Regions from separate parts of the Homo sapiens genome. Here all the other regions are linked to region 1. A link is an interaction called in ENCODE POLR2A ChIA-PET data of the cell type or tissue named here. Cell type or tissue: MCF 10A. All regions are shown on one strand. Links, peaks and the distances in the headings refer to the core of each region. The heading gives the core; the rest is flanking DNA.

What was found. Peaks named below come from ENCODE experiments on the same cell type or tissue, not always from the same donor. Only the 100,000 strongest peaks of a DNase experiment are listed, where the experiment ranks them.
Region 2: POLR2A ChIA-PET joins it to region 1 with 7 read pairs; 2 of 35 experiments call an interaction of 5 or more read pairs at or near these places.
Region 3: POLR2A ChIA-PET joins it to region 1 with 6 read pairs; 1 of 35 experiments calls an interaction of 5 or more read pairs at or near these places.
Region 4: POLR2A ChIA-PET joins it to region 1 with 7 read pairs; 1 of 35 experiments calls an interaction of 5 or more read pairs at or near these places.
Region 5: POLR2A ChIA-PET joins it to region 1 with 6 read pairs; 2 of 35 experiments call an interaction of 5 or more read pairs at or near these places.

Annotation. Positions count from the first base shown.
Region 1 is chr5:58,312,111-58,318,382 of GRCh38, forward strand. No RefSeq gene overlaps it. Among named protein-coding and RNA genes, the nearest start is that of PLK2, 140 kb to the right of the region's middle. In MCF 10A, for the core only: no CTCF peak of the experiment used is centred there; a DNase peak (open chromatin) is centred at 2,661.
Region 2 is chr5:58,237,836-58,244,107 of GRCh38, forward strand. No RefSeq gene overlaps it. Among named protein-coding and RNA genes, the nearest start is that of LINC02101, 120 kb to the left of the region's middle. In MCF 10A, for the core only: no CTCF peak of the experiment used is centred there; a DNase peak (open chromatin) is centred at 2,636.
Region 3 is chr5:57,986,239-57,992,510 of GRCh38, forward strand. No RefSeq gene overlaps it. Among named protein-coding and RNA genes, the nearest start is that of LINC02225, 90 kb to the left of the region's middle. In MCF 10A, for the core only: no CTCF peak of the experiment used is centred there; a DNase peak (open chromatin) is centred at 3,353.
Region 4 is chr5:58,231,135-58,237,406 of GRCh38, forward strand. No RefSeq gene overlaps it. Among named protein-coding and RNA genes, the nearest start is that of LINC02101, 110 kb to the left of the region's middle. In MCF 10A, for the core only: no CTCF peak of the experiment used is centred there; a DNase peak (open chromatin) is centred at 4,377.
Region 5 is chr5:58,404,421-58,410,692 of GRCh38, forward strand. No RefSeq gene overlaps it. Among named protein-coding and RNA genes, the nearest start is that of PLK2, 53 kb to the right of the region's middle. RefSeq lists an enhancer at 1,847-2,495. In MCF 10A, for the core only: no CTCF peak of the experiment used is centred there; a DNase peak (open chromatin) is centred at 3,091.

The DNA.
Region 1 (6,272 bases), core at 1,151-5,150:
TTTCTTTTTAAGAACACACAAATAGAGGAGAGAATATCAGAGACTCATCAGTTTACAGAGAATGATTCCCACTGAGGAAGAAGAGCCTGAAACAAAGATTTATACCATATCCTAACTATATAGTAATTGATGAAAGTATCAATTTGACATAATTTGACATGTTTTCAATCCTTCCGCCACAGAATTCCAGCTGATGCCACAGCACCTTCTGGTTATTCATTGTGCAAGCATTTCTTACTTAAACAAGCTTGGTTTCTCAGTGTTGCCATTGTTCCTCCCTTCCCGTGTCTGCCCAAAATTTAGAGACAAGTTTCACCTGAACATCTTCCAGCTAGCTCGTTTCACTTTAGAACCCAGTACACGCATGCGCATGTGCGCATGTGCATACACACACCCCAGATATTCATGCCACATCCCAAATATATTGAGTGAGATCCTTTAGAGATGGAAACTCAGTCTTCTGTTTATTTTAAATATTCCTCAAGTGACAATGATATATAATCAGAGTTGAGAAATCATTGATTTATATTTTTTCAAAGTAAAAAATTGAGGTGCAGAGAGAGAAGCAGACTTGAAGAAGATTCAGATGTAGGTAGTGGGGAGCTAAGCTTAAAACCGAGGCCTCTTTTGATCCAGAATTAAATTCTGTGTGTTCTATGGTATACCATCTTTGTAGAAATTACAGATATCATCCTGAAAAATTATTTTATTGGTCAAATAATGAAGTCAAATAGATTCATTACTAAGTGAATTAGAACTTTGAATATCCTAATGTGCATTACTACTGTTCAACTCTAGGGTGTGGAATACAGTATATCATTTCCTATACTTGTTTGACCATAGATCCATTTTGTTTTCTCCCAGAGAGTTTGTCATGGATCAATATTCTGTGGAACAGATGGTAAAAAGTACCATAGACCATTAATAACATTAGCAACAATTGATATGTGTACAGCTTTTACAGTTTATACAGAATGTTCATATTAAATTATTTTGGTTCATCATTTAAAACACTACATTAAAATGTCCAGTTTTGCTCGCTTATTTCTAAAGCAAAGATGATGATCTTGTGCCAAGTTTGTGCCTTTAAGTGTCAATGCATGTCTTAGAAGAATACATTAGTGGAGCAATCACGCCACGATTGCATAATAACAAAAAGTATCTGTGACAGATTAAATTATCAAACTCAATCAAAGCAAATACAGTCACTGTTCAAAACCATTGCTTATTATTAAAAAGAAAAATCTATAAAAATTGTAACTTTTGTTGAAAAAAAACTACTCAGAAATATGTGTGTGTACACAAAACTAGGCAATTCATGCACCAGGTATGTATTGAGTGCCTACCATTGAAAAGACACTCTGTCAGGTATTATGGGAAATACAGAACTGGAAATAGGCCACACAATGCCTGCAACATGAAAGATTCTCAATAAATGTTGAACAACTGTCTACAGGAAAAAAGTACTTCTCAATGAGCATTCTCTTTAGAAGGATGAAAACCAAAAGTTGATATAATACAAGGAAAAAGTATATAAATGTTGAGTAGAGCCGAATAGTGCCATGGGAGAAGAGAAAAAGAATAATAGCAAGAGCTATAATAGATAATATTTATGGGATGGTTGCCATAGTTCTAAGACTGTGCTCTTCAATATCTTATCCATTATCCACATGTGGCTATTGAACACTTAAAATGTAGTCATTCTAAATTGAGTTTTACTGTAAACAGAAAATGCCCATCAGGTTTCAAATACCTAATATGAAAAAATAATGTAAACTATTTTATTAGTAATTTTTGTATCGATTAAATGTTACATTGATAATATATTAGTAAATATTATTAAAATTATTTCAACCTGGTTTTCATATCTTTTAAGTTGAGCTACAAAAAAATTAAAATTACATATATGGCTCACACGTGTGGTTAGCATTACAATTTTTTTTGGAGAGCACTATGTATCTAAGAGCTTTAGCAACATGCTATCTCATTTAATCTTCCAAATCATCCTAAGAAATCAGTAACCATATTTGATACAAAGCATATTTTAAACAAGCTGACTAGAATTACACCAATGAGTAAAAGGACTTGCTCTACAACCAGTTCTATGGTAACTAGAGGAAAGCTACATGATGGACGATGATGATTACTCAGTTACCAGGTAGACTCAGTTAAATATCTTTCCTTAGCCAAACTGTATATGACTATAAAGGTGCCCATTTTAAACTCAGTAATTTTTACATATCATAATGATGAGAATTTCTAAGGGAAAGAGTAAAAGAATTTTATGTGTCTTATTTGAGAAGCTAAGCTTCTATCTTCTTGGACATTTCTATTGCCATTTTTCAACATAATGCCATTTGAAGACTGCATAACCAGCTCTTCCCAACTCTCCAACTGCAAATGGTAAGACTGTATGACTGAATGTGGCTCAATATTCTCCTTTACTATGAATGAGTACAAAGAGGGTGCTTCTCAGCCTTTGAACTTCTGGAAGCCACTAAATTTAAGCAATTTGGATTTCTCACAAAGAGGAAATCTTAGTGTAAGTTTCAACATACTTCCACCTCCAGGTGATTTGCAAACACCAACACAAAAGGCTCATGCCCATGATGGCAAATAATGGAACTTTGATGTGAAGCCAGTTACACTGTGAGCCTGATATTGCTTAATTGCGTGATACACACACTTAGAAACTGGCCAAAGGAAGCTCAGAGCACCTATTCAACTGAATGCCATAAATCAAATTCTAGAGAGTAAGCGTAAACATGAGTCATAAAAAGACTTGGCCTATTTTCACACCCTGAGCATGGAAAGAGAGAAATGACATTTTGTCTGGATTAATGCGATATCAGTTATAGAGAATTGTTCATCTAAAATGTTTCCAGTTCTGCCTCATTGCTGGAAGGCAGAGCATGGATGATTTATCTGAGTGGAACAGAGTCTGAGCTGTGCCTCAAATGTCTGGGCTGTGTTATCTGAAAATAAGGGAGAAAAAAAGATCCTCTGCAGCACTCGTTAAGTGTCTCTGTAGTAGCAGACAAGCTGCTTACTCATTTTAGGCAAAAAGAGGGTGACAATTTGAGATTACTTACAAAATGGGTTATCTGAGGCCATATTAGAGGTGATCTACCTCTGATACTCTCTCTCTCTTTTTGTTTTTTTGAGGCAGAATCTCACTCTGTCACCCAGATGGGAGTGCAGTGCCGCAATCTCGGCTCAATACAACTTCTGCTTTTTGGGTTCAAGCGATTATCCCACCTTAGCCTCCCAAGTAGCTGGGACTACAGGCATCCACCACCACACCCAGCTAATTTTTGTATTTTTAGTAGAGGTGGTGTTTCACCATGTTGCCCAGGCTGGTCTCAAACTCTTGGGCTCAACTGAACCACCCACCTCGGCCTCCCAAAGTGCTGGGATTACAGGTGTGAGCCGCTGCGCCTGGCCAATGCGCTCTATATTTTAGAGTCTGAAGTGTCCTCCAAGTGGTCTCTTCAAGTGCCATATGAAGGCAAACAGTTCTCATAAAATTATCCATTTCAGGCAAATCCTTTATATAAAATTCTCAATTCTTAAATTTCAGTAAATCAAAAGTTAAAAGGAAACTAATTACCTGCCATTATTTACATGTTGTACAGATCCACCTCAGTTATTATTCAACTTAGTTAGTACTTAGTTACCACCTTAGTTACTATTCACTCTAGTTATAACAACTATTGGTATTATTTTGGATAGTAAACTTTCTGAGAACACTGAAAATTTAATTTAATTCCATCGGTATTCAGAATGTAAATAATAGCCAAAATAAGGTGCACCTGGTTGGAAGGAACACTATAGAGATTCTCTGCTCCAGAAATCTGTGACTAGCAACAAAACCTATTTGAGAATATTCTTTTATGATAATGACTAAAGCTAAAGTAAACATTTCAAACTTGTTGCAAAAATTTAATACCTGGGAATTTAGCCTAGAGATATTGCATGTATCTGAAATGCCATATGTTTGAGGATATTTACTCTAGCACTGTGTATAATAGCAAAAGTCAGAGAAAAATATTCTAAATGTCTATCAGTAAGTGCCTAGTAAAAGAAATTATTATACAGATATAAAATGGGATACTATGCAGTTATTTTATAGTTTTTTTTTTAACTTTTAAGTTCAGGGGTACATGTAGAGCTTTTTTATGTAGGTAAACTCATGTCACTGGGTTTGTTGTACAGATTATTTTGTCACCCGGGTACTAAGCCTAATACCCAATAGTTATTTTTTTGCTCCTCTCCCTGGAGCCCCCACCCTCCACCCTCAAGTAGGCCCCAGTGTCTGTTGTTATATAATCATTTTTAAAAAGAGAAAGCTCTATATGTACTAAAATGGGATTACATTCCTAATAAATATCAATTATTTTAAGAAAGCAAATGGCAGAATATTTAATGTATACTTCCATTTACATTAAAAAATGTATATGTTTATGTAAGTATAGTTAATCTGTGGAGAGATTCTGCAACTAATAGTATTTGCTTATAAGATGGGTTGCTCATTGGCTGGAGTAGGGGGCAGGGTGGTTTTTTTTCTCTTCAAATTATTTGTACCTTTTGGATTTTATAACATGTATTTATATTACCTATTCAAAAAGTTAGATGAAATTTCATAAAATGATTTAGGAACCTCCAAATCATTTTATAAAGATTGTGCTTTAAGGAGAGAGGTGATGGGGAAAATAAATAAAGGAAATATCTTTCAAAAAAAAACTGTCAAAATAGTTTTTCATAAACAAAGATTCCAGAAAAATTGTCTTACTTCCACGAGTGCAATCATGAATAAATTGCACCAAGCATGGGGGGTGCTTAAGCAGTACAACTTGGAAATAAATAACATATTTACTTGAAGGCACAGGAAAAAAAAAAACATGATGTGTCCAGTTGAACAGATTCTCTCCATTGTCTATATCGCATCACGTATTCTGGGCAGAACTGTCCGCAAGGAAATCCCTCTAACGGAGCAAACACTACTCTGGGAACACACGCAGGAAATGGGAGTGATAAATCAGAAAGGCAAAGGGAACATGATGGATGCTGGAAGCAGCTAGAGGAAGGCAGGAGGATATCAAAGTGTTCAAAGGAGAACCAGAAAAACAAGACCATGTGGATGACATCAGTGGGAAGAAAATAACTTGGGACACACCAACAAAAGACACTCAAAGATGATTTGACAGCTTGGCAGTGCTATGAATAGGGTAGCAAGCTCTCCATATTTATTTGCTGGAAGATCTGCTGTTATGGCACATAGCAGTGCGTTCGAGGACAAATGCTTCCCTCCATACAAACTTTAAATGTTAATCTCTCCGTTGGAAAATATTTACTGAGCATCTGATTTGTAAGGTACTGTGGGTGATACCAAAATATATAAGATAAAGATCTGCCATCTAGGAGCTTACAGTCTACTTTCAAATAGAAAACCCTTGGGTAAAAGCTTAAATTTAAAATTATTTTTCAAATATTAATCCTTTCTCCCTAGAACTCTTCTCTCAGGATCTAGGCCTACAAAAATTTCTACTGAACACTGTTTTCAGTTCCTTTCAACTAATTATTCCGCTGAGCCTTAACAAGTAAATTATTAACAATCTAAGTTTTCATAAAGATTAAATCTACTTTTTTCCATTATTCAAAACATTTGGTCTTTGTACCTAAGATGTCATAAGTTTATAGACAGTAATATCTCAGAGGGTCTGGGATCATGAAAATATTAGGTTGAGAAACTTTCTATTCCAAGGAAATATATCTGAAAACTATTGTCTGTTTAGTCAAAATAGCTTTCCTTAAACCTAATCAAAATTCTTCCTACTGCAATTCTGACTCATTTATTAGGCCTCCACATAATTTAGCTCATCCTTTCATCAAAAGTATTCTTAACACAAAATGCAATCAAACTCTTAATCTAAATAAAACAAAGAGCACCAATTCCCTAAACATCTATCTACCATATGTCTCCAATTGTTTTATAAGATGTGTAACTTGAGTAGGGTTGTCAGGCAAGTATTAAATTTGAAATTCAAGTTAAATTTAAAATCCAGATAAACAACAACTAATTTTTTAGTATAAATTTGTTTCAAGTACTATCTGGGACAAATATTGCATGGGATATACATATACTACAAAGTATTCATTTATACTAAAAAAGTATTTATTAATTCTCTGAAATTAAAATTCAACTTGGTGTCCTATATTTTTATTTATTGAATGTGGCAAGCCTGAACTTGAGTAATTACTTTCAAAAAATT
Region 2 (6,272 bases), core at 466-4,465, 75 kb before region 1:
GCAAAAGCAAAATAATTATAAGGAAAAATACAGTCAATTGCTAATGTACTGGTGTATTTTTTTAATTTTAAGTTTGGTATTATATAACTGGGTCATTTAAAATAAAGATCAATTTTCCTTAGAAGAGAATTTATTAATGATAATTTTTAAAGATTTAGAAAATAATTTTCTACCTAGGTCAGAGTTAGTCACATTTAATTCAGCAGTATTTAGTGAACACTTTTTAAGTAACTGAGTACATATCACATTGCTTGACATAGTTGCAAAAGCCATAGTTACTGTTATTTATTTAATATTTTTAGTTACTGTTGACTTGGAGTTTTAACTGAAATAAATTTATTTTTTAACTTGATAAATGTTAATTGCTTGTCATAGTTAAAAACTGAAGGTAGAAGTAAAATGCATCATAAATATTTGTGTAATGTTTGCTCTTTACTATCTTTACTACCACATTTGCATTATAGAATCCTGAAAGCAAGTTACCCCCAACGTGGACTTTAAAAATTAGCACTCAATCAAATCACCACAATGCCTCTACAGTTTCTTATCTGCTATTTGCTCTACAAATAGGCATTTTTTAGACGCTAGAATACCTGATGATTACTAAGAACAAACAGATATAACTTAAACATGTAATAGTAACTTTATTTTATCTTATTTATTTAAGATTCTGGTGAACCACCAAATGAATTCAGAAAGGCATCCACTAAGAATTGGCCTTGAGAAAAATTACAAAGCTAGCAGTTTGCCTTTGAGAATCCCTACCCAGGACCAACCACATTCTGAACTTCCAGCCTTTTTTTTTCTTTTCTACATCATATATTCCTCACTTTATTGATCTCTTAGTGATCGTTTTTGCTTTTTATAACCTTCAGAAAAGGATCTGCAAGTCATTCACATTAAGCTGATCACAGCTTAAAAGTGTACGTCTCCTCGGCCTTACTGTGTTCAAGAGGGATGAAAGCCAGGAGAATCAAGTCTAGAGTAGTAGATTTGGGTTTAAACCCTACTGTGCCTCCCCACCAACCTGCCCTGACCACCACCATCCCAAGCCACTTAACAGCTATGTGATATTGAGCAAGTTATGTAACTTCTCTAAGCTTGTTTCCTCACTGGCAAAGTGAGAATAAGAATATTTCCTTCCTCATAGGTTTGTGATGAGACTTTAATGAGATAAGGTAACAGGCTTACATAGTGCCTGGTGCAAAGTGTGAACTTCATAAACAATAGTTGATATTATTATTACATAAACAGTTTCCACCAAAGAAGAAGGCTGGCCCTACCCATAAGTAACATTCAAAACATTCTGTAAACTACAGGTGGAACCTGGTTACGTTGTGCTGTTAAGCAAGTGTTTGTTTATAGTCAGGTTTGTTTTTGTCAAGATATGACTTTATTTCTTAAAAAAAGTGATATGATTAATAGAAATGACTCAAAAGGTTTGCAAGAGTACTAATCAGAAGGAAGACACTTTGAATCTATTTTACTCAAACAGCAAAGTATGAAAATGAGTTTTAGGAACAGAAAGTCTTTCTTCCCCCACCCACAACTGTCACAACTCCACCCAACAATGGTCTTAAGGTTTAAGTCCAAAACAATGCCTAGCTTTCTATTTTTCTCTCCTACAAGGGCTGAATAATTTACCTTCCCAATTATTTCTATAGGATGTATAATTATAAAGATTATTTTGACAGACATGTCTGACCTAAAGCTTTGTTTCTACTCTACTTGAGTTGCAGCAGGTGAACCATGAGAACCTACAAATCAGGCAAGACTTGAGTTTTACAAGTTCTTTGTACAGGGATGGAACAAAGGTTATGATCAGCAAGAAATGCATTGTTTCTTGAACGTGAAGGTGTTCTGAATCTTTCCATGGGGATGCGTTTCAGGATTATCAACAGAGAAAATAATCTCCAACTGTTGTTGTTTGGGGGATTTTCTCTTCTGGGATAACTCTTCTGAAAGCACCTGCTGGGTGACTTGGTAGAAAAGGTCATGAGAAAGTAAACAATTTGACAGCCATTTCCTGAGCCATCTGATCTTATCCTTGAAGATGGATCACATTCTCCAGCAGAACCTGTTATAAATAGCAGTCAGTAGTGGCTGGGTGCTACTAACAAGGCTTAGCACAGGATTGACAGTTTTGATCCCCACTGTGGACTCTTCCCAGGAGCCAGTTCCTACCTTAGGCATTAATGGATCACATATTGTCGCACACGCTCCACCACCCCCATCTCTAGCCGATCTTTTGCTTCTCTCAACCAGCAAAGATTCTCTTGAGCTTGTTTTTCTATTGATTGTATTGCAGAAAACAATAAATAGGCTTTCTATTGTATTTACTATAATTTTTAAAAATTACATATTATCCCATTTGATAGTGTGCATTCTTCACTATTTGAGACTCACTGGCTCAGAGATTTTAGACTGACTTCAGAGATACGATTCTTTCATTCCATAGAAGACCCAAGGACCAAGTTTGTTTAAGAAGACTGTTTCCGTCTCAGGTTCAGCATCAAAGGATCTGAACCTTCAGGATGGAAGGCAAACCCATATGCAGCTTTCTCTGATCAAAATAATGTTTCCTGCAATCACCAGCCATCACGAAGGCATGACAAAGCCTAAAAGAATCAACATGAACCGGAAGTTTCTATCTGAATCATCCACTTGGCATTATGTTTCAGAAAATGCTAAAGGATTGTTTTTAAAGTGATATTTGATAGTGATATGATAGGCATGATTTTGTTTCTTCCTTCAATAATATGCTCCAAGAAAATATCTAATGTTTATGTAATAGAAGTATTTAAATTTTGTATAAGCATGAGCAAGCATGGCTAAATATTACTCAACAAGAATTTTTAAACACATACCATGTGCCATGCACCATTCAGAAGGGTGGAAGGTCTTACCTTCATGTAGACACAGTCTTGTAGAAAAACTTAACTGAGGAAAATTGTAATAAACCAAGAAGAATCCTTGTTGACAATATTTTAGATGCAAAATCAAAGCTGTGGGGTTATAAGAATCTGAGATTTTATTGGAAATAGATAAAAGTTTTTCTGAATTAGCTTCATTTGGATTAAAATCCTATTAGAGATTTAGTGGCTGGCAAAGTATTTCTGGGCCTTAATTTCATCATTGTTAAAATAAGAGGTTAGATGAAGTATCAGCTTCCTTCCAGTTCTACTATTCTAGGTCTATTATTATATATTTTCAAAATTTATAAAACAAAGTACATTATTTGACAATAAATTTTGTTGTTTCTCTAAAAAGTGCACATATATATACATATATATGTGTATATATGTATATATATTGTATATGTGTGTATATATATGTGTATATATATATATATATGTGCACTTTTTAGAGAAATAACACAATTTATTGTCTCCATATACAATATAAGAAGCACCTTGTATACGATAGTATCTTTTAGTTGGTGGTATCCTAATTGTCGTGATGACATGTTGTCTTTATTCCTCTTATAAGGATGTTGAGGAAGGTCAGTACAGTTGTCAACAATAAACACATGTTGAATATCCACCATGTATATAGCATTGAAATCAATACAGGTTTAGAAGATGGTATTAAGGAGAGCAAATGGTGTCCCTGTGTCTGAGACCCAGCAATTCTGTTGCTCTTGCATAGAAGAGCAAGGTTGGACCTGAGTTGGGCTCTGCCTGACCAGTGAAGGAAGACGAGGGAGACTCCACCCTCTGACCTTATCCGCTGCCTTCAACCTCTGAGAACGGTTATTCCCAGTCCTATTGTTTGGTACTTCCTGATCCTGCTTGCTCCCTCTGACTCACCAAACATGAAATCATAGCTAAGAAAGCTTCAAAGAGACCCTGGATAGCCCTAGACACACACTGTTTAAATGATAAAATGGTGTCAACCATTAACACTATAAACAAAATCATGTGTTTATCATGACAGCTGCACTGTGTAAAGACCTGCCCCTCAAATAAAGCCTGAGTCCTTTAAGCTGCTTCCCAAGGTCTTCTCAATCTAGACCCACACATTTCTTCAATGTGTACAAACTTAATGCTCTAATAATTAATTCCTCATAGTTATCATTCTGTGGCATGCTTATTCTTAACTGTTTTCTTTACACCTACAGTTGCATATGCCCATATGCCTTTATTTTTCTACTCCACCTGACAAAGCCTTCTTCTGTGAAGCCTAGCTAAAGTGTCAACTTATCTGTAAAGCCTCTCCCGATAACTTTGGATAAGTTAGTCATGTCCTCTCTCTTACTAGGTGTTCGTATTTCCACCATAGTTATTGTGATTCTCTGCTGACATGTTTCTCTTTATCACCAGATTTCAAGCTCTTTAAGGGAAAAGGCTGTGTTTTATTTATCTCTGGATCCCTAGAATTTTATGGTTCCTGAGGGTCAAAGTTTGTTTAATAAATGAATGTATTCTGACTTCTTCCTCAAAGCAGAGAAGCCTTTAGTATGGGCATGTATTAGTCTGTTCTCATGCTGCTAATAAAGACATACCCGAGACTCAGTAATTTATAAAAGAAAGAGGTTTAATTGACTCACAGTTTAGCATGGGGAGGCCTCAAGAAACTTACAATCATGGCAGAAGAGGAAGCAAACATGTCCTTCTTAACATGGTGGCAGCAAGGAGAAGTGCAGAGCAAAAGTAGGGGGGTTGAGGGGGTGGGGGAGTGGGGAAGCCCCTTATAAAACCTGCAGATCCTGTAAGAACTCACTCACTATCACAAGAACAGCATGGAGGTAACCAACCCCATGATTCAGTTATCTCCCACCAGGTCCCTCCACAATTATGGGGACTACAGTTCAAGAGAGATTTGGGGTGAGGACATAGCCAAATCGTATCAAGGCACATGTAATTGAGTGGAAGGTGAAGAAAATAACAGGGGTTAGGGAGGGCAGTGAGCCTGAGCAGTCACCTTGAGCCAAACTGGAGTGGTGTAGAGGGCCCCTAAAACTGCAGCCAGACAGAGAGAGAGGCCAGGAAGCAAATCCCAACTCACTGTTCTTTCCATTTGTTCATAAAAATTGAATAATATGGAAGGAGTCCAAGTTGATATCTTTACATAATGTGTTTTGTTTCTCCAATAAACATTGGAGGAAGATTGGGCATGATAGAATAATCAAATAAGCTGAGGAGTTGCCCAGGCCCACTTCTGAGGAGATAAGTTTTTAATCCTTTAATAGACCACAAATGAAATTAAAAATTAAAAAATAAATCCAAACAAAAATTGAAGTCTTCTTCATCTACCTAGCTGGTTCCAAAGTTAGAAAAGATGTACAGGAGAACAGCTAGAATAATTCATTCATCTTTTCAGGCTTTTACTGAACTTCATAGGAAAAAGTGAGGAGGAAGAGAAAGTGTATTATTTAAAATGATTAACATTAGTTGCTGTAACAAACATCCCTTACATTTCAATGGCTTGACACAGTAAGTCTGATTTCTCCCTTCATACCAAGAACTACAAGTCAATATCCAACCAGCAGCACATGACTGATGATAGGGAAAGGTTTAGTGTACAAGCCTGGAAATGGTGCACATCAATTCCTTCACATCCCACTGTCCAGAAAGCAACAAAAAGCCTCCCTCTTTCATCGAGGGGCTGCTTACTGTGGTTTAGCTATTTCTAAGAAGAGAAGAAACCAGCATTCTATCACAGAATGGAAGTAAAAAGAAAGATAAAAGGCAAAGGAAAAATAAAATAAAGGGAGAAATTTTGAAAAACATTTAGGAAAAAATTGTACTCTCTGGCTTCTCTTATATAGAACACCCCTTACCATAGATTATCATACAGCTGAAGAATAGAAGACATATATGAGACATCTATACATATACACATGTACATATATGCCCCATTCAGCTGTGTAACTGTGTGTGTGTGTGTGTGTGTGTGTGTGTGTGTGTGTAGGTGTGGGAGAGATGAGGTCCAGGGTGTAAAATAATGAAAAAAGATATTTAAAAGTATATATTAAAATCTATTTCTACTAACTATGTACTTTCCTTCTAGCAAACTTGGTTTCTTGTAATACTCAAGTCTTTGAGACTTGCACTGTGTACACCACCTCACAGAGATCATTTTCTTTCATGGTTCTTTAGTTTGGGCATGTGTTGTTTCTTTTGCCTACTCCAGTTAGAAACAATATAGTGATTAATTGTGATCTGTTTTCACCCCACAACTTTCTTCTCTTTAACCTTCAGCCAACTGCTACTATTTGTTCAAGATCTAAGCAAGTTTTCTCAGGAATATGTATTATTTCTTAGCTTTTC
Region 3 (6,272 bases), core at 906-4,905, 330 kb before region 1:
CCTGAAGTCTCTGCTATACACTTCAAGTTACAGTCTGTTTCTTCAATAAAGTGGGATGGTCTCAGAACCTTGCGAAAAGGACCATAACTGATATTCCTAACTATTGATATTTCAACAAAAAATATGTGGGTGCAAGCTTCAGTGCTTAAAGCTGAAATAATTTAGACAGCTTTCTGACCATAGCAAACTGAGTCTTTTCAGTCCAATGAAATGATTTTATTAAAAGAGATTGCTGACTGAAACTCTAGCAGAAATAATAATTACTTAAGGAAAAGTGAATGAACTGATAAAGAAAAATTACCTGTGATTTTTTTTTAAATATCATGGATATTGTTTTAATGCTCTTTTTTCTGATTGGTATATAAGGGGGCTTTTCTCTTTATTTATTGTGAATCCTCAATTTAGTAGACTGTGCCTTTGTAACTAAAGCAAAACTTTAATTGGTATCTGATTCTCATTGATTCCTCAGAATTCTGAAAAAATACTTTTACTGGGCCTCATTACTTTTCATGGTAATAAATTTATTTGCATAGGTTCAATAAAAATCTGTTCTCTTACTTAACAAGATATAAATAGACAAATCTGAGATAGGAGGCCAGACTTGACTCAGGAGACAGGACTTGACTCTGGAGGCAGAGCTCAGACACTGGACCAAATTCAGGACTAGCTAAAACAGGGAGAGGTAGAAGCAGCTTTCCACCAACAACACCCACCAGTGTGCCATGCCAGTTTACCATTGCCATGGCAACACCAGGGAGTTACTGCCTCTTTCCATGGCAATGACTTGATGACTCAAAAGTTACTCCCCCTTCCCTAGAAATTTCTGCACAAGCTGCTCCTTAATCTACATATAATTAAAAGTAGGAATAAATATGACTGCAAAACTGCCCTGAGCTGCTGCTCTCTGCCTGTGGGGTAGCCTTGCTCTGCAGGAGCACTCATGGAGCTGTAACACTGCTACTTCAATAGAGCTATTTTTTTTTCTGCCTCTGGCTTGCCCTTGAATTCTTTCTTGGGCAAAGCTAAGAAGTGTTATGGGCTAAGCCCCACTTTGGGGCTCACTTGTCCTGCATCAAATTGATTTTGCAACAAACTCCATGGTTGGTGTGTCAGTCGTATAAAGAGTAATGCTCATTTAATCAGCTATGACAAGCCTACCACTAAGGTACAAGGATTGATTTGATATATGAAGTTAATGCCTGCAAAATCCTCCCAGGAAAGCCAGGTTGGTCTCTGTCTTTCTTACAGGGTTCCAGCTTCACAGCTGATTAAAAAAAAAAAAATCACTCCCTAGCAGACCAGGGACCTTAGTTTACTTTAAGTAGATTGAAGGGAGAGAAATTCACTTACATTTATGAATAAAGCAGGTGAGGAAGTTTCTTGGGCTATGGTTCCTATCCCTAGGTAGAAGAATAAATAATTGGAAGCATTTATAAGTCAAATCTAAGAGTTTTTATAAAAATTTCCAGGCAGAAGCTAATCACTGGTTCAGTGTTGCTCAATGCCAAATAGCTCTAGATTTACTGAGCAAACTCAAGGAGGCTAACAAAAGTAATTAACTCCTCTTGTTCTACATATGTAAGTAATCAGGCCAAAATATGAGACTAGCCTTATTTAGTTAATCAAGAATATTTTTGCAGATTATTTGCAACCAAAACGGGAGACTTAAAAAAATAGTATCTAAAATCTAAAAATAAGTAAAAAGTTGGGGAAGGCATGTCCTTTCAATATCACTTGGGTGCTGTTTAACAAGACTACTGGATGATTTATTTAATTCTCTAGGAGGGTGTATATGTTTAATTTGTTATTCACCATTTAGTTTTCATCCAGACATATGTTAATTTGTGTACTTCTATTCAGTTGAAAAGATAACCTCAAATTTTGTGCTGTCATTGCCCTACAGGACATTAAGTAGTTTTTAAAATTTAACCCAGAAATCTTATTCTAACCTGCCTTTCCTCCCTCCCTCCTTCCTTTCCTTCCTCACTCTCTCCCTTCTTCCTTCTTTTTTTTTTTTGTTTTTATTTAATGCTTGTAAGTATCCAGTTTCTCAAATGTTTTTGAAACTAGCTTTATCATCTCACTAGTTTTTTTTTTTTTTTTTTTTTTTGAGACGGAGTCTTGCTCTGTCACCCAGGCTGGAGTGCAGTGGTGCCATCTCGGCTCACTGCAAACTCCGCCTCCCAGGTTCATTCCATTCTTCTGCCTCAGCCTCCCGAGTAGCTGGAACTACAGGCACTCGCCACCAGGCATGGCTAATTTTTTGTATTTTTAGTAGAGACGGGGTTTCACCCACCGTGTTAGCCACGATGGTCTTGATCTCCTGACCTCGCGATCCGCCTGCCTCAGCCTCCCAAAGTGCTGGAACTACAGGCGTGAGGAACCACGCCCGGCCACTAGTTTCCTCTTTATTAACTTAAACATTTAAAAATATGCAACATTTATATCTATATGAATTAATTATTTGAGCTTCTGTAAATTATACTTTGATACCATTAGATCACACCATATAAGAATCTGTTTATTTTGGCTATGAGCACAGCCTCTTCTGCATTTCTTCTGTAGATAAAAATATAAGCTTTTACTTATGTGTGTATAATAACATTGCTCTCCTGCTTCTAAAAAGGAATTGAAGTAGCTTACATTTAAAGTAACAGTGTGGCACGTTTGAACCCATGTGGAATCCTCTGCTGGATTTGAAAAATGTCTGAGCAAGTTTGACAAATGAGTGGGAGATACTCATCAGAATACCATTTTCCTGATGATCTGTGAAGTGTTTTGGCACCTAGTGCATTCTAGAGAACAGAATGCCCATTTGGTGTTATCATTTTGGAATATCAGTTTTTTTCAATGGTGGCATCTGCAGTGGTACCCAACAGAGTGTGTGGTACCCAGTAGGAGCTGGTGATACCCAGAAGGAGAGAGTAGCATCTGCTAGAGTGGCAGTGGTGCCTAAAACAGTGATGATACCCAACACAGCAGAACAGCCTTTGGAGGAGACAGCTGCTGTATTGGCAAATGGAAGCAGTTCAGAAAGGAATTAAGCAAATGTAGTCCAAGTGCATTGCTTATTAGAACTTGCTAGAAAAAAAAAAGAATTTGACATCAATATTACTTTAATGATGTCTCTTGAATATTATTAATCTGAAATCCATTTTTGATAGGAACTCCCTGGAGAATGACTGAAAGGCAGCTTTTTTGAGTTTTATTGTTCATTGTAAAGACATTTGCATGCTCTCAATAGAGAGGTAGTAATGTTGTTATTCTGTTAAGGAAATTAAGGAGTCTTAATGTTTTCACCTAAACAGAGCACAAACCTCTTCCCACGGAAGGTGAGTCATAGTGTACCCAGAGGCAGAACCAACAAAGCCTTCAGAAAAGAGACTCAAATCTGATCCAAAGTGCAAACGAGTGAAGCTGGGAACAGTCTACTATCAGCGGTTTAGAAATCACTTGATAATTAAGATGTGTACAATAGATATTTTATTCTCTTCTTTCTTTTCTCATTTTAGCAGATTGGTGATAATAAAGAAGTTCACCGGCCTATTCAATTAATCTAAAAGACAGTCTGTATTACCTGAAAGAAAATTAGATAAGTGTAGCAAATAGTAGAAAATGTGTTATTAATACTATTCTGGGAATGCAATGGATTTAAAGCATTGTCAATGACAGTGAGAATACATATAGCTACTGTGGTAAGTGCAGGGTGTTTGTTAAATGAAAGTTACTAAATAACATCCAGCATTGAGTCAATTGGTTACGGTTCTAAGAATCCCTGTTGTTTTTCTCTTATAACAATTGTGAGACTATTGAGAGCAAAATGGAAACTGAGTTAAGTAATAATAACTGAATGAGAATCCAGTGTTGTAAGCATCCTTTGATTGAAAGGAGGCACTATCGATTTCATTGCTTTTAAAACCCAAATTCTGCTTCTGAGAAAAATCTGACTTTTGAATTACCTCACGTTACTAAGGCATGTAGTCAGTAATGGAGCTAAACTATGTTGGATTTTGGGGACTAGAGCTGTGATCTAACTAATGATGCAGGGAAAATAGCAAGCTAAAATTTATTTTTCTTGCTAAACATGTTGCTGTTTAAGAAGGCCATGCCCTTCATGACTAAGAAAAGATTTTGTTAGAAGTGAGAAAAAAGAAAAGGATGATCTTGGAAGAAACTGTCAATTTGCTGTTCACTTCGATAGTAACTGGAGCATTTTATTATGACTTAAACTCGATGTCATGAAAGGGAGATTAGGGAGAAATTTCTGAAAAATATTTTAACACACCCATATCTTAAAACATTCTTTTGGGCTTGTGTAGTATTCAAAGTATTTGCATAAAATGGAAATGCAGGTTTTGTAGAGTTCATTAATCGTAGTATAATTAATGAGGGTGTTAGGGGTCTTGAGAGAGCTGGTCCATTTCTTCTACAGAAAGATAAGCAAACTGTAAAGAAAAGATGTACTTGACCTGCAGGGATGCAGTTACGGAGCAGGAGGGGAGCCTAGGTCTCTGGATTTGTGGATGATGTTCTTTCATAGACTGCAGTGCAGTACCAGAGGAAGCTGTATTGGAACCTTGAAACAGTCCAGGGCAACATTTCTCTTTCTCCTCTCTAATCACCCAGGATATATTGAATCTTTCTTGTTTTGATCAGTTTTGTGTGGTAGATTTGATGATTCCTGTGTCTATACAGGTTCTTGCTACTACAAGGGACAAGATTCGGCTATCTGTCAGTTGGAGAAATGTCTTTGACTTTTTCTAACTGTTAATTTCTTTCATCCTTTCCCTCTAAGTCTAACAAAATGTATTCAATGTTTACTACATATTTTAATTCAAACTTTCATTAAAGTACTAAATGATAAAGGGAAAATCATTTTATCATGAGTTCCAGGTCAAATCAGTCAGTGTTCACTGGATGTAAATTCAGACTGATTCTCAGCAGCAGATGATCTAAGTAAGAAAAAATACTTTCATATCGATTAGTGCTACCTATTCTAATAATTCAGAAAGGAGTGTGAAAAGTAGTCAGCAGTAGATAGGGAAAGGTTTATGAGAGCCTTAATTGCTACTTAAAGGAGACCAAGATCAATAGAATTCAGATTCAGAGGTGGGCTTCTGTGTGTTATTTGGCTGTAAAACTCTGATGTGCCTGAAAGGTAAGGTGTATATAAGGCATGTCAAGGGGGGTGTCAAAGACTGTGGCCACATTAGAGATGGCCTGGCTTGCTGGGCTCTGGAGTTTGGGCACTGTGGAAGCCATCAATTATTTGAGTCAAATGCATGTCAGAATTGAAGCTGTTTTTCATGAATATTAAGCCAGCAGCAATTTACAGGAGGGATTCCAAGAGGTAAGAGAGGAAGCATAAACAGCATCTAGGAGGCTCCTTCAAAAGGCTGCATTAGAAACAGCGAGAGCTTGAGCTAGGGCTTTGACTGAAAACCTGGAAAAGATAGGATAGATACAAATGTCCCTGTCGAAGCAGAATCAATTGTACTTAGTGCCCAGTAAGAAGTCTGGATAGTGGAAAAGGTATTTCAAAGAAACACTAACATTTATTTGAAGCCTGAAGTGTTATGGTGTTAACTTTAACACAAAGGATAGGGGTCAGGGATAAAACTTGTTGAATTTTGTTTGTTAAATTCATTCCTTCCCAATCAAGATTTGATAATTTCAGAACTGCAGAATATTCAGGTACAAAATGACTTTAAGAGGCAGCTGTTCCCATAAAACCATACTTGACAGTGCTTCTATTTTTCTTCATATGTATAAGGAGACTTCAAAAAGTTTGTGGAAAACTGGTATTAAAAGATAAAACATATAAGATTTCTTTCTTGACATAAGCTCTGTCACTTTCAAGACAGTTTAGTAAGTGATGATACCAGCCATTTAATCTATCAATCACTAAAGAACTGAGCGTCCTGGGAATTTAACCATGTCAGTGCAGTATCTTACATATATAAAGTTAACTGAGGAAAAATGGATACCTTTCCAGATTTTTTAAGATTGGGAAACCAAAAGAAGTTAGAATGAGCCAAATCAGGATTGTAAGGTAGATGCCTAATGATTTTCCATTGAAACTCTCTAAAAAAAAATTACCCTGGTTTGCAGGAGCATTGTCACGGAGAAGGACTCTCAGGTGAAGCTTTTCCAGATGTCTTTCCGCTAAAGCTTCAGTTAACTTTCTCAAATTATTCTCATAATAAACAGATGTTATTGTTCTTTGGTCCTCCATAAAGTCAACAAGCAAAAGGCTTTAAGAATCCTAAAAA
Region 4 (6,272 bases), core at 2,024-6,023, 80 kb before region 1:
TTTTCCATCAGTAACATGCCTCTGAGAAGCCTTTGGAATGGCCAGGCACAAACCCAAAGGCCCAGGTAATTCTGAAGTTGGGGAAAAATATGGATTAGTAAATGATCCCTTAAGGGCTTGGATGATTCATGCCTATTCCAAAAGTTGTCACTTAGAGCCAGAGGTATTTAGGTGTGTGTAGGTTGGTGTCAGGGTAGAGAGCTGCCTGGGTGGATAAATGCCACTGTAGGAGGGATCTTAAAAATGGCAAAGTTCCAGGGAGCCAGGCCCTCCAAAGTATGTAAATTTTCATGCATCAAAACAAATCCAAAAGTGGATTATCAAATGTAAAACTAAAATATGTAATTTCTAGCTATTTAACTTGTCTTGATGTGTTTTCTTTTAGCATTGCTTTAGAGACACATGTGGTGCAAAAACCTTAATCAGGAAAATTAGTAATACTTCTATAAAATCAGTTTATTAACTTTCTAGATATTTGAAGAGGCAGCCCATGAAGTCCACTCTAATCATTTTATAAGGGTCAAATTCAAACCTAGAGATATTCTGGTCTTCTTTTCTGACAGTAAGTTTCATGAAAAATAAGACCATTCCAAAAACACTAACTTGGCAGCAATTTTTGCCCTCAAAGTTATACAATTTAATGTTCATAGGTATAGTAAGTATTTTATAGCATTAAATAGCTTAAGATTAGGTAATACTTATCCTTTATTCCCCCACAAACCCACCAAAAATCCTCAGAGCAATATATTAGGTTTAAACACATGAAATTGCCATGATCACACTAACTTTTTGGCATAATAAGTCAATGCCTAACTTTAAAATATATTTTAATGGTTATATAACATAGCCAAAATTGTATTTGGGTAGAATATAATCATCCTTCCTTCATATCCTATCTTTTAAATCACCTCTATCCCCCAAAGATTCCAATCTATTTTATAACCTCAATCTCAAGTGGGGATATTTTGGGGAAGAGAGTGGGACATGGCTGGTCCTATAGTTTAGATTATTCTGTGTTAGCTAGAAGACAGAATAATGCCCACTATTTTAGAAGAGATGCTTGAAGGTGATTTTACAGCCATAACTGAGATTTCAAAATCTTATGCATTTTGCCTACAAGGGTAATCAGAACAATGCCTAGGGAACTGTGACGTGAGCCTCTCTTTGTATGAGCACTAACATTCTTCCCTCCTCTGCACACACACATACACAAACGTAATAGAGTAATAAATCTAATTCTTCACACGAACCATCAGCTACACTACTGAATACAAATCAAAAATGCGGTGTGTTATTAATCTACTCATCCACATACAATCTTTACGGTGAAGTTTCTTTCTAGTCTGTATATTCTGTACTACAGGTATAGTCTGTGCTGTAATTCTGTACCTGTAACTAACCGTACTGCCCCTATCTGTGGTGAGATTTCAGAATGGGTCACAGACAAGTAAATATAATAAATAATGTGCAGTACTGTCATTGGAAACAAAAGCTGGACATTTACAAAATATGGCTCAAATATATTTTTGTTTAATATCTGCTCAAATATTTGCCCTTGCTCAAAATCCTCCAATAGTTTCCCATAGCAATCAAAATAAAATCCTTACTATGGCCAAATGTGCTCCTACTCTGGGATTTGCCATTTTTATGGTTTCTTCCACATGGAGCATTTTCAGAGAATTTTCACACTCTCATCTTTGCATGCCTTGTTTTGTTTAAATGTCTCTCACTCAGAAAAACCTTTCATGGGCCGGGCGCAGTGGCTCATGCTTGTAATTCCAGCACTTTGGGAGGCTGAGGCGGGCAGATCACAAGGTCAGGAGTTCGAGACCAGCCTGACCAACATGGTGAAACCCCGTCTCTACTAAAAATACAAAAATTAGCCAGGTGTGGTGGCATGCGCCTATAATACCAGCTACTCAGGAGGCTGAGGCAGGAGAATCACTTGAACCTGAGAGGTGGTGGTTGCAGTGGGCTGAGATCGCGCCACTGCACTCCAGCCTGGGGAACAGAATGAGACTCCGTCTCAAAAAAAAAAAAAAAAAAAAGAGAGAGAGAAAGACCTTTCACGACTAGCGGATTTAAAATGCAGTCACAGATTTATCCTTCTTTACTTCTTTATGTTTCTTCCTAATTTAAACACTCTAAATTCTTTTATTTTAATGTCTAGTTTCCATTTGCTGCATTCAAATGTAAACTCCATAAGGGTAGATGCTTTGCCTCGTTTCTTTACGACTATACCCTCAGGAGCTGGAAAAATGCCTGGTACATCATCAGCAATACTCAATAAAGGGATGCTGAAAGAATGAATGATCCATTGCCCATAGTGAGGTGCATGAATAGTACTCTTCTATATTAAGACAAATGCAAGCAGTTATTCTTTGTTCTCTTGGACTTTATGGACAAATGCAATATTTATAATATTGTTTGAATGGGGAGCACTGTGAGTGGTGGGTTAGGAAAGAGCTGATTGGAATTAGGCTTTATTCTAGGCTCATGCTGTGATGCTGCAAGGATTACACATCACAATGCAATCTAGAGCTTAGATTTCCAAAGAACTTTCCACCATCAAAAGGTGCTATAGACTTAATGCTTGTGTTCCCCCAAAATTCATACACTGAAAGCTGGCCCCAGTGTAATTGGAGGTGGAGCCTTTGGGAAGTTATTAAGACAAGAGGGCAGAGCTCTCATGATTGGGATTAGTACGCTTGTAAAAGAAACCCCAGAAAGCTACCTTGCCTTTTCAGCCATGTTGAGGACACAGTGAGAAGACGGCCGTCTATGAGCCAGGAGACAGGTCCTTACCAGAACTCAACCTGCTGGCAACCCCAATCACAGATGTCCAGCTTCCAGAACTGTGAGAATAAATTTCTGTTGTTTATAAGCTACCTAGTTTATTGCATTTGTTACAGCAGGCCATACTGAGACAGACAAAGGAGAACAGAGTTTGTTCAGTTTAAGAGAAGAGTAAACTGAAGTTTGGTTCTATCTGATACTAAAGAAAACATAATTAACTGAAAGTTTTCAAGTGAATATCCTAATTGACTGGGAACCTTTGTTAATTTCTTACTGTTAAAAATCATTCTAGATCATTATCTATTTCAAATAATAATGACTCTGGAACCTGAGGCTATGAGCTCTGATCTGCTTTGGGGTGATCTTAAGTAATGCATTTAACTGCTCTGTTCCTCTTTCATCTGTAAGATGGGAGATGCAACAATAATGCTGGAATACATACAATTCAATAGAAATGTTTTTCTCATTCTCAGGCAATGCAGAATATGGCACAAACTTCAGGGGTAATCATGTGATTATTCATGATAACGGTCCAATTCTAGAAATGAGGTTGAATGTATACAAATGACAGAAAATAACCCATAGAATTATTTTGACTTTGCTTTTGTAAAGCTATACTAGTTTTATTTTATGCCTCTCTATATAAATAATCATTAATTATTAACATTTTAAATTATACAATCTAGATTAGCTGTTCTCAATTAGGGACTATTTTGGCCCCCAAGAGATATTGACAATGCTTAGAGATATTTTTGATTGTCACAACTTGGGGAGGGGTGTTACTGGCATCTAGTTGGTAGGGATCAGGGATATTGTTAAATATCCTACAATGCATAGGACAGCCCTCACAGTGCTGAATTATCCAGCCCAAAATGTCAATAGTTCTGAGGTAGAGAAACTGGACTAAATAAACTATGATATTTGTGTTCTTGTTGTTTGCACTTTCCCTAAACATAGAGAGTCAAATAAAATTTTAGTTAACAAAGGGCTCCATTTAAATGAAGCTAAAAAATAATTTAGCAAAAGCAAATAATCAGTAATGAGCAAAAATCAAACAAGCACAACAAGCAAACACAACAAAACAAAAAGCTCTGTCGAATCTAGATAAACTGTTTCTAGCCAGTTGACATTGTACAGAGAAAGAGAAGCAGTTTTGTTTTTTTTTCCTCTCAGTAAAGCTGCAAATTTTTTCTACAAAGTGTCCCTTAAATAAGTCTGTCATATCATGGAAACCAGTCTAAATTTTCTCATGGTGTTCATGGCTAGTAAATACTTTGTAAAGAAGTATTAATACCTGAGTTGTGTAAAACAGAGATCTTTCAGCACATTAATTCAATGGAAATGATTAAAGACTGTCTTTTTATTGTTATTTTCTTTTCTCTTTTCTTCCATATCTGCAGCCATATCACTAGGAATAAATGAAATATTTGCAAACAGGGTTGCACATATCCCTGTCTCCTTTGGGCTAAGCCCAGGACTTCTCAGTAATCCTTTCACAACCACCCTACTTGTAGGCATGTATTTCCTCAAACTTCCTCATACTTGTTGCTGCTATTGCCACATACGTTCATGTTTGCCAGTCTCAGCTGAAATACGTAAACCTCCTGCTAATGACATCTGGGAAATTGATGGCCTTGTGACTAAATATGTGATGCACAGCTTTGCATACTGTCCATCTTCGTATTTAGGACTCAGTATTTGGCATATTGTATTTGGCATATTTAGGACTCAGTATTTGGCAAGAATGTAATATCTGACAACCAAGAACTTGCACAACACTGAAGAGGACAGTGTATTTAAAAGAGACTATTAAGACAACTTGATATTAATATGTAAAATACATTTAAAGTTAGAAAAGTTAGTATAAAGATCATTATTCTAATTCTAGGGTAACATGGTATGCTCATTGACCTTGGAAATTTTCTTATGATAAAATAATTCTTTTTTTTTTTTTTTGAGACGGAGTCTCACTCTATTGCTCAGGCTGGAGTGCAATGGCACAATCTCAGCTCACTGCAACCTCTGCCTCCCAGGTTCAAGTGATTCTCCTGCCTCAGCTTCCTGAGTAGGTAGGATTACAGGTGCGTGCCACCACGCCTGGCTAATTTTTGTATTTTTAGTAGAGACGGGGTTTCACCATGTTGGCCAGGCTGGTCTCAAACTCCTGACCTCAAGTGATCCACCCGCCTTGGCCTCCCAAAGTGCTGGGATTACAGGCATGAGCCACCACACCCGGCGCTGATCAAATAATTCTTAATGAATATCTATAATGGCCCAAACAGTATGCTAATCATAGAAGATCTAGTAATGAATCAGGCATTGTCTCTATCCTCTGGGAGCCTATTACCTAACAGAGCAAGGCAGACATTCAACTTGCAGGTGCCTAAGGGTTAGAGATGCTAAGATGGAAGCATGTATTGTATTTGATGAAATAAAAAAAGGGTGCAGTCCATTTCCCTGAGTAGTCAGAAAATATATCACAGTGAAGACTCCATAGTGAACTAACAGGACTATGGGGAACACGGTCCATGTGATGTTGTTAAACATACCGTAAAAGTTTTCATCATTTTATGGAGTAATATGGCAATTTGAAAAATTAACCCCATGAGCCCCTAATATTCTTGATGCATAGTTTCCCTTTAGAAAATTCCCAACTCTTCAAACTAAGTCATCTGCACAAATATGTTAATGAAGGAGATTGTCCCTTTTCCTTGTTCCCAGTGATTCCCAAGCATCTTTGTTAAAGCATTGAACATGTTGCATCATACTTCTTTGCATATTTCCCTCAACTCCTAGATTGTAAGAGCCTTAGGGCCAGAGAACAAGTCTTATTCATCTTTCTACCTCTTAAGATGCCAATTCTGTAATGGGTGCACCACATGTTTATTGGATGTACTGGGAAAAGCTGGACTCCACCTTAAAGGACGACGGCAATAAGGGAATAAATGACCCCGCACACTATGACATGACAGGATTCTGGAGATGACGAAAGCTAGAAAAGTGTGGCTAAGTGGCAATATGGAAATATATAGGATGTCATTTTATGTATAAAAAGCAAAAACTAAAGAACACATACATATTAATTATAACTATAAAATATAGTTTTATGTTTATGTATTAAATTATGAAATTTAATATTTTTCCTTGTAAAGATGCCTAAATTTATAATATTTTAATTGCCAGTGAAAAATAAAGTCACTTATTGTATTATCTTCAATCCTTTTTCTTAGCCTTTGAAATAATATTTTCTTAAATACTCCCTAAAAGTGGAGAGGAAATAGAAGTAACTCCTTGAGAGGCACTGTGCTCTGAGCTTTACATAGTCATGTCAACTTAATTATCTCTCCAAATCTATTATTTAAAAAAATCTTACAGAGGTAAAGAAACTGAGGCATGGAAAGATTATACAATACACACAAGAAAAAGGAGTCTGTCTGATTCTCAAGGCTATATTTTTTTCACCATGTTTATTTTTT
Region 5 (6,272 bases), core at 1,290-5,289, 92 kb after region 1:
ATATTTCTTATTCTGTACCCCTCCCCACCCCCACCATACTCTCAAGAAAAGCCTGTTTAGATTTGTGCTTTTATCTGCATCAAAATTTTTCTTATTTAACACATGTTAAATTTGTGTTGGTATCATATATTCTTTTGTATGTCTTTTCATCGAATGGTATTTCAAAGACTACTGCTATTTGCATGCAAGTAACTGTATGCAATTATTGTCAGATTGCAAACGTGGTTACCTGGGTTTGGCACAAGAAGGTGCAGATACAGTGTGATCTACCATGTTAGGAAATGTCACATTTTACTCTTCTGATGTTTAGTTTTTAATTACTTGAAGAAGTTTAAACAATTAATTTGTTGATAAAAATAAGGCTGCTTAGGTACTGCCATTTTGACTAAGAAAACAAACTATCTGCCAACTAGAAACTCAAAGCCCCACCCAAGAGTAATCATCACTTTGTAGCTTGACACAGTGTTTTACTGGAAAGATGATTGTCTACTTCAGGGAATAGCCTCTTTGGAATGTGAATTCCATATGGTTTTGTGAATAGAAGTTCAACCATTTCAGCAGCACATGATTCAGAAGAAGTCAGGTAAGCCTATTAAACCAAGTACACTGTCAATTGCAATGGTAAACGTTTGGTGAACGGGGAAAAGAGAAATGGCCATTGGTAGCTCTTCAACTCCAATTCTGGATGGCAACTTGTAATCAATTTATAACGGAGGAACTGGCAATGGAGATAGTTCTCCCAATCCACATTACGAAACACAAAATCTAGTAGAACAGCTTTTGAAGGCTTTTAGAAATAACAAGTTTTTCTGGGGATGTTTTCTGTAGATTAAGGACTGGGAAACTAGTTAGCATCCTCAGAGTCGACTTTGGCAAGCTGAGGAGCCCTAGCTTGTCAGGGAGCTTCACCCTTGCCTGCCTGAGCAGGCAATCGCTGACTTCAGTGAGGAAATATATAATGCCTGCAGCAGGGGAAGAACCAGCTATTCAGTCTTTCTCTCTTCATCCTTATTTCCACTCCCTTTTCCTTTCTCAACTTTCTCTACTGCCAAGAAAAGCATGTGCATGAGGCAACAATAAAGTAACTCAACAACTGAGGTAGGAATGGCAGTGGTGAGTGTGGATGTCAGAGGAAAAAAATTATATAATATTGCTGTCTTAGAGTCTTGATGTTTCCTCTTCCACTAAAAAGATTCAGAATAAAACATTTGCTTTAATCCCTAAGCAAAGAAGATAATTGCTGTAATATGGACAGTACTCAAACCCACCTAGACGATCCCTTCCTGAGTGGGTCTCAAAAAGAGCATCTTTGTGACTTTGTGAGATGTCTGCATGTGAGCTTGCACCTCTTAGCCCTTCTCCTAAGTTTAGCTTAGGAATTTGGGATCTATAACTAAATTTCAGAAGTTTGGGTCTTCGCTTTCTCTCTGCCTTTTTGACACACTCTTTTGTTATTTTTATTATGGTTACTTAAGACTTCCTAAGCATTGGCAGTAGCAGATAAGAGCTATGCCAAGCTCCTCTGCTCTTCCCCAGCTGACCTGCTCAGCACATTATGCATTTATTGGATTGGGGTTTGGGTATGTTATTTTGCCTTTATGGGATCCATCACTTGTAGTATAAAAGAGATTTTTAGACATTCATCCAATTCTATGATTCCATGACAGGTGACATTAATTTCTTCATTTGAAAATTAAATAATTCTATAATGAACTCCATTACAGGAAGATACTATCAAAGACAAATTTGTGAAGTTAAGAGGGACAAAAAGGGGTTGTATAAATGATCTAAAACTCCAAAGACACTAAGTGGTAGAGGCAGGAATTGATGCCATATCTGTGTTTTGTTATCCAGGTCATGTATTTGCATTTAACTAATATTCTTGGAATCAAAATTCCTTAACATTAAAGAAAGTTTCTAACAATGGAATGTCAGGTCTGAGAGACACGTGTGGCTGACAGGGGAATTTTCTGAAATCCCTGAAGACCTATAACAAGCCAGTGGCCCACTTAGTCTCACTAAAGGATTCAACGCTGCCTTGCAGCCCTGCTTTGCAAGAATGTGGTGAAAATTTAGGCCTTTTTGTCTGCAGTGTTACCTGATTCATTGAAGAAAATGACTTGGTCAAGAGATGTCTAAGAATTCACCTTGATGACCAGCGCTCCCTATTGTTTTGCAAATCTCATCTCAACTAGAATGTTGGGGAAGAGTTTATTACCATATTTCCTGTGGTGCTTCTCAGTCAGCAAAAATCTTGGAACATTAGGTGCAGCCTACTTTCTCCAAACATTGTTTTAGGTTGATTACTAATGTGATTACAATGGTTACCTTCCCTTTCACAAGTGTACCCTATGTTACATGTATGTAAATGCTTTAAACTGTCATGCTAATAACATTTTTTAACATTTGAGTCATATTTTAAATGCTTCAGATAATTTCACTATTTAAGAGAGTCTCTTCTGAAAAGCTCTTTCCAAGAAGGAAATGGTTTCCTAATTCATTAATTTTACCAATTATGTTTTCATATGTTGTATTTTTGTTAAAGAGGATTAAAATTATTTGGAGAAAAGTTCTATGCATACTCTAGATCTTATCGTGGTGATGAAAAAGTTTCTATCCATACTCTAGATCTTATTGTGGTGATGACTTCAAGATACACCGTTTCTTTTGTTGAACTGGAAAGGTTTCTTTGGCAAATCATTTATATGAAAAGGTTTTCTGGTCTTGTCTTTTGTTAATCCTAACAAGAAAAAGTTAGCAGATTGGTAGCTACAGACTAGTGAACTATAGACACTTTGCAAGACTAAAAGTGATTAGTCAGTGTGGAATCAGCAAAAGGCAGGGGAAACTAGGAACTGGAATGCAGAGCTGTGGCTAGAAGACAGAGGGATGGTAAATGGAAAGGGGATGGAGGGATTTTCACAGTGCAAAAATCAGGTGAAGCCCACAGGTGCATATGAGTGAAAGCCACAAACAAGGCTGAAAACCCTTTTCTCCATCCCAAAACATTATAATACACTGTTAGGAAATATCAGTGTATTTGCATCAATCAAACAATGTTCTTCCAGCCACCCAAACTTGCAACCTTGAGTCATCTTTGAGTCAGAGATGTCAGGAATTTCAGAGCTGGGTAAAGTCTTAAAGGATACTTAATCCAATCTTTGCTTTGCAGACAAGGCCATGCAGTTTCAAGAGATCCTGCTTTTGGCAAATTCACATTACAAACAGAACCAGGCTTGACACTCAGTCTCAGAAATTCATATCAAGTCTTCCTTTCACTGCTTAGCCTGGTTCTTCCCTTTTCTTCATCAGCTATTCAGTCGGACACCAATTCTGCAGACTCTTCTTTAGGAGGGTCTCTGATGTCAATCCCTTTCCATTACCACCACCCTGGTCTAGGCTGTGCTCCGAAATGACTTTCTAAAAATGCTCCATACCACTTGGCTTTCTGCTTCAGTTCACCATAGATACTTTAATCTTCCTGGGACACTAATTTCATGATATTTCTGAAGAACCCCCTCGTTAAATTCTACTATCTTGGGACAGCAAAAAGTATTCAGGTTTTGGACTCAGATAAACTTGGGTTCAAATCTCTTGTCTACCTCTAAACTTGGATAAGTTACTTAGCTTCTCTGAAGTTCATTTTCCTCATCAGTAAAATGAGAACTACGATAATAAATTTAAAAATAAAACTGGTGACTATAGTGCAGATGGAATGACTTCATGTATGTTAAATTGCTTAGCAGATAAAAGATGTTCAAAACATGTAGATTTTCTTCCTGGAATTCATACTCTTCTGCAGTCTGGCTCCTACCTACCTTTCAATCTTGTCTTTTACTATCTCACCAGACAAGTTTTTTGCCTCAGCCAGATTGGCCTATTCATTACCTCCTGAACACTCTGTTCTCAGTTTTAACTGCTGGAGTTTTTCCTGCTTCCTAAAGATGTCCAACCCTTTTTTATTTATTGTATTATACAAATCTTTCTGATTTATCACAGCCTGTGTTTTTTCAATTCTTGCTTTTGCCCTCCAGGAGGAAATACATACATATATATTGTTCAAACAGGATGCATGGGAAAGAGTCTAAAGTCTTTAATGCTGAGCTGCTCCCAAACATGCTTCTTAGTTCTGGCAGAAGACTGTGGGGTCATGTGTCTTTCAGATGGGACCATGTCACCCTCTCTCTTCCAGAGATCCCAATGCTTGCTGCCTAACCCCAACAGTCACTTGTCCTCACCTTAGCCACCATTCCTGTGTGGCACTGTGTGGTTTCTCTAGCTGCCCATCTGACATCTTTCATCCCCAGCATGGCCCTTGGCACTCCTTCCTTACTCTGTCCCCTTCTCATTGTCATGTCTAATGACACTAAATAATCCTGGGGAAATTTGGAGCCCACGGGTGATGTGTGGATATAACTCCATGCTCCTCACATCTTGATCTTTTCAGTTCTAGACATATCAAACTAGTGAAAGGGAAAGATGGCTATAGTGATACAACCCTCAATATCCTCTCACCATCCTCTTTCTGAGGATAGTAGTGTGAAAGGAAAATAAATCTCAGGACCCCAAAGTCACTAAACCAGGAGAAAAATCAATCTGGGAACTATGTCAAGCAAACCTACCTCCCATTTTATTCCTAAGTAAGATAGCCACAAAGATGAGAAGCTACATAACTCCCTCGCAATTTGTCCACTGGAAGTTCCTTGTGGACAAAGGACAGACAGAACTCAAAGTCATCCCTCTGAGGCTCACCTGAGACAAATGCATGCCTGATTGCTTCCTCTGCCCTATTGTTTATGTAAAAATTCAGATTCACTGAGCCAGACTAAATTGTGTATTCAGTGGAGGGCTGATCAATGGCTCAAAAGAATGAAATCTTTTGTCCCTTATCTGCTTCTAGCCTAGAAGCCCCCACTTCCGGTTGTCCCACCTTACCCAAACAAACCAATGTACATCTTACACATATTGATTGATGTCTCATATCTGCCTAAAACAAATAAAAGCACTGTAGTCCCGACCACCTTGGGCACAAATCATCAGGACTTCCTGAGGCTGTGTCACAGGTACACACTTAACCTTGGCAAAATAAACTTTCTAAATTGACAGAGAACTGTCTCAGATATTTGGGGTTCCTAGTAGGAACTGTTGTTATACCTCTTTCATTAGGCTTGCTTTCTCAGTTTGTTGCAAGTTCTGCTTCTTTCCTCCCATGATTATAAAATCTGGACCTGAGTTCTGATGCATTTCTAGCTCTGTTAAATTTTCCATACAAATATCAAGATTACTGACAGTTTTCTTCTATTGCAGGATAAGTTCTCAGGACAACCGGGGCCCTACCCTGGAAACTAGAAAGTCCCTTTTGCCCTTCTTCTTCACCACACTGTCTTAGGCAAATTACTTAAGCTCACTATGTTTCCAATAACAGTTCTCCAGTCATAGAGTTTTTATCCTCCCAATCAGGTGGGTTAATCCACATAAAGCCCTTCACACTGTGTATGAATGTGTCTATTGCACTCTGAAGCAGGGTGCTTTGCTGAGGGAGCAAGTGGGGGCTAAAATCCAGCACTCTTCTCCAAGCCTAACATGGGCATGGGGCTGGATCTGCTCAGAGGATGAGGTACCTTTCAAAACTCTGGTACTATTGCTTGTCAAGCCCTACACCCACCACCTAGAGGGCTTTTTTTCCAAGATACATGAAGGCTCCTGTGGGCCAGTAAGGCCATGCTAGGACATGGTCAGTGTTTGATAAATCCTGGTTATTTTAACTGTTTTTACTGAGTCCAAATAGTGACTGCCTTGAAGAGTCTGTTTCAGAACATAATACTGAAATACCAAGTAGTCAGGGCTTTAAGTTGATGGAAACATCCAGCAGACAACCAAAAAGAAGTACATTGTAATCTAACCAAATACCTTCTCATTGATCCTATTTTTATTGTCCATAAACTAGCTAGAAATAATTCCTTTATATTGTTGCCTTTATTCAAGCTTTTAAAACAAGACTCTTCCTTTAAAGATAATCTATTTCTTATTGTAATTTTGAAAAATAATCTCTCTGACTTAGTTATCTGCCAATTTAGATAATTGGCTCTAAGTCATATAGGCATCTCAGAGTAACAGTTGGGCATAGAACACATTTATTTTAGGCAAATGAGAAATAGTATGGTGTTTTATACAAAGAGGAACAAGAAAAAAAATACTTCCTTTCCCACTGTAAATGCTGTACAATGGAATTCTCAGACATGACATCATCGGTTTCTGGTTTCACAATGCAG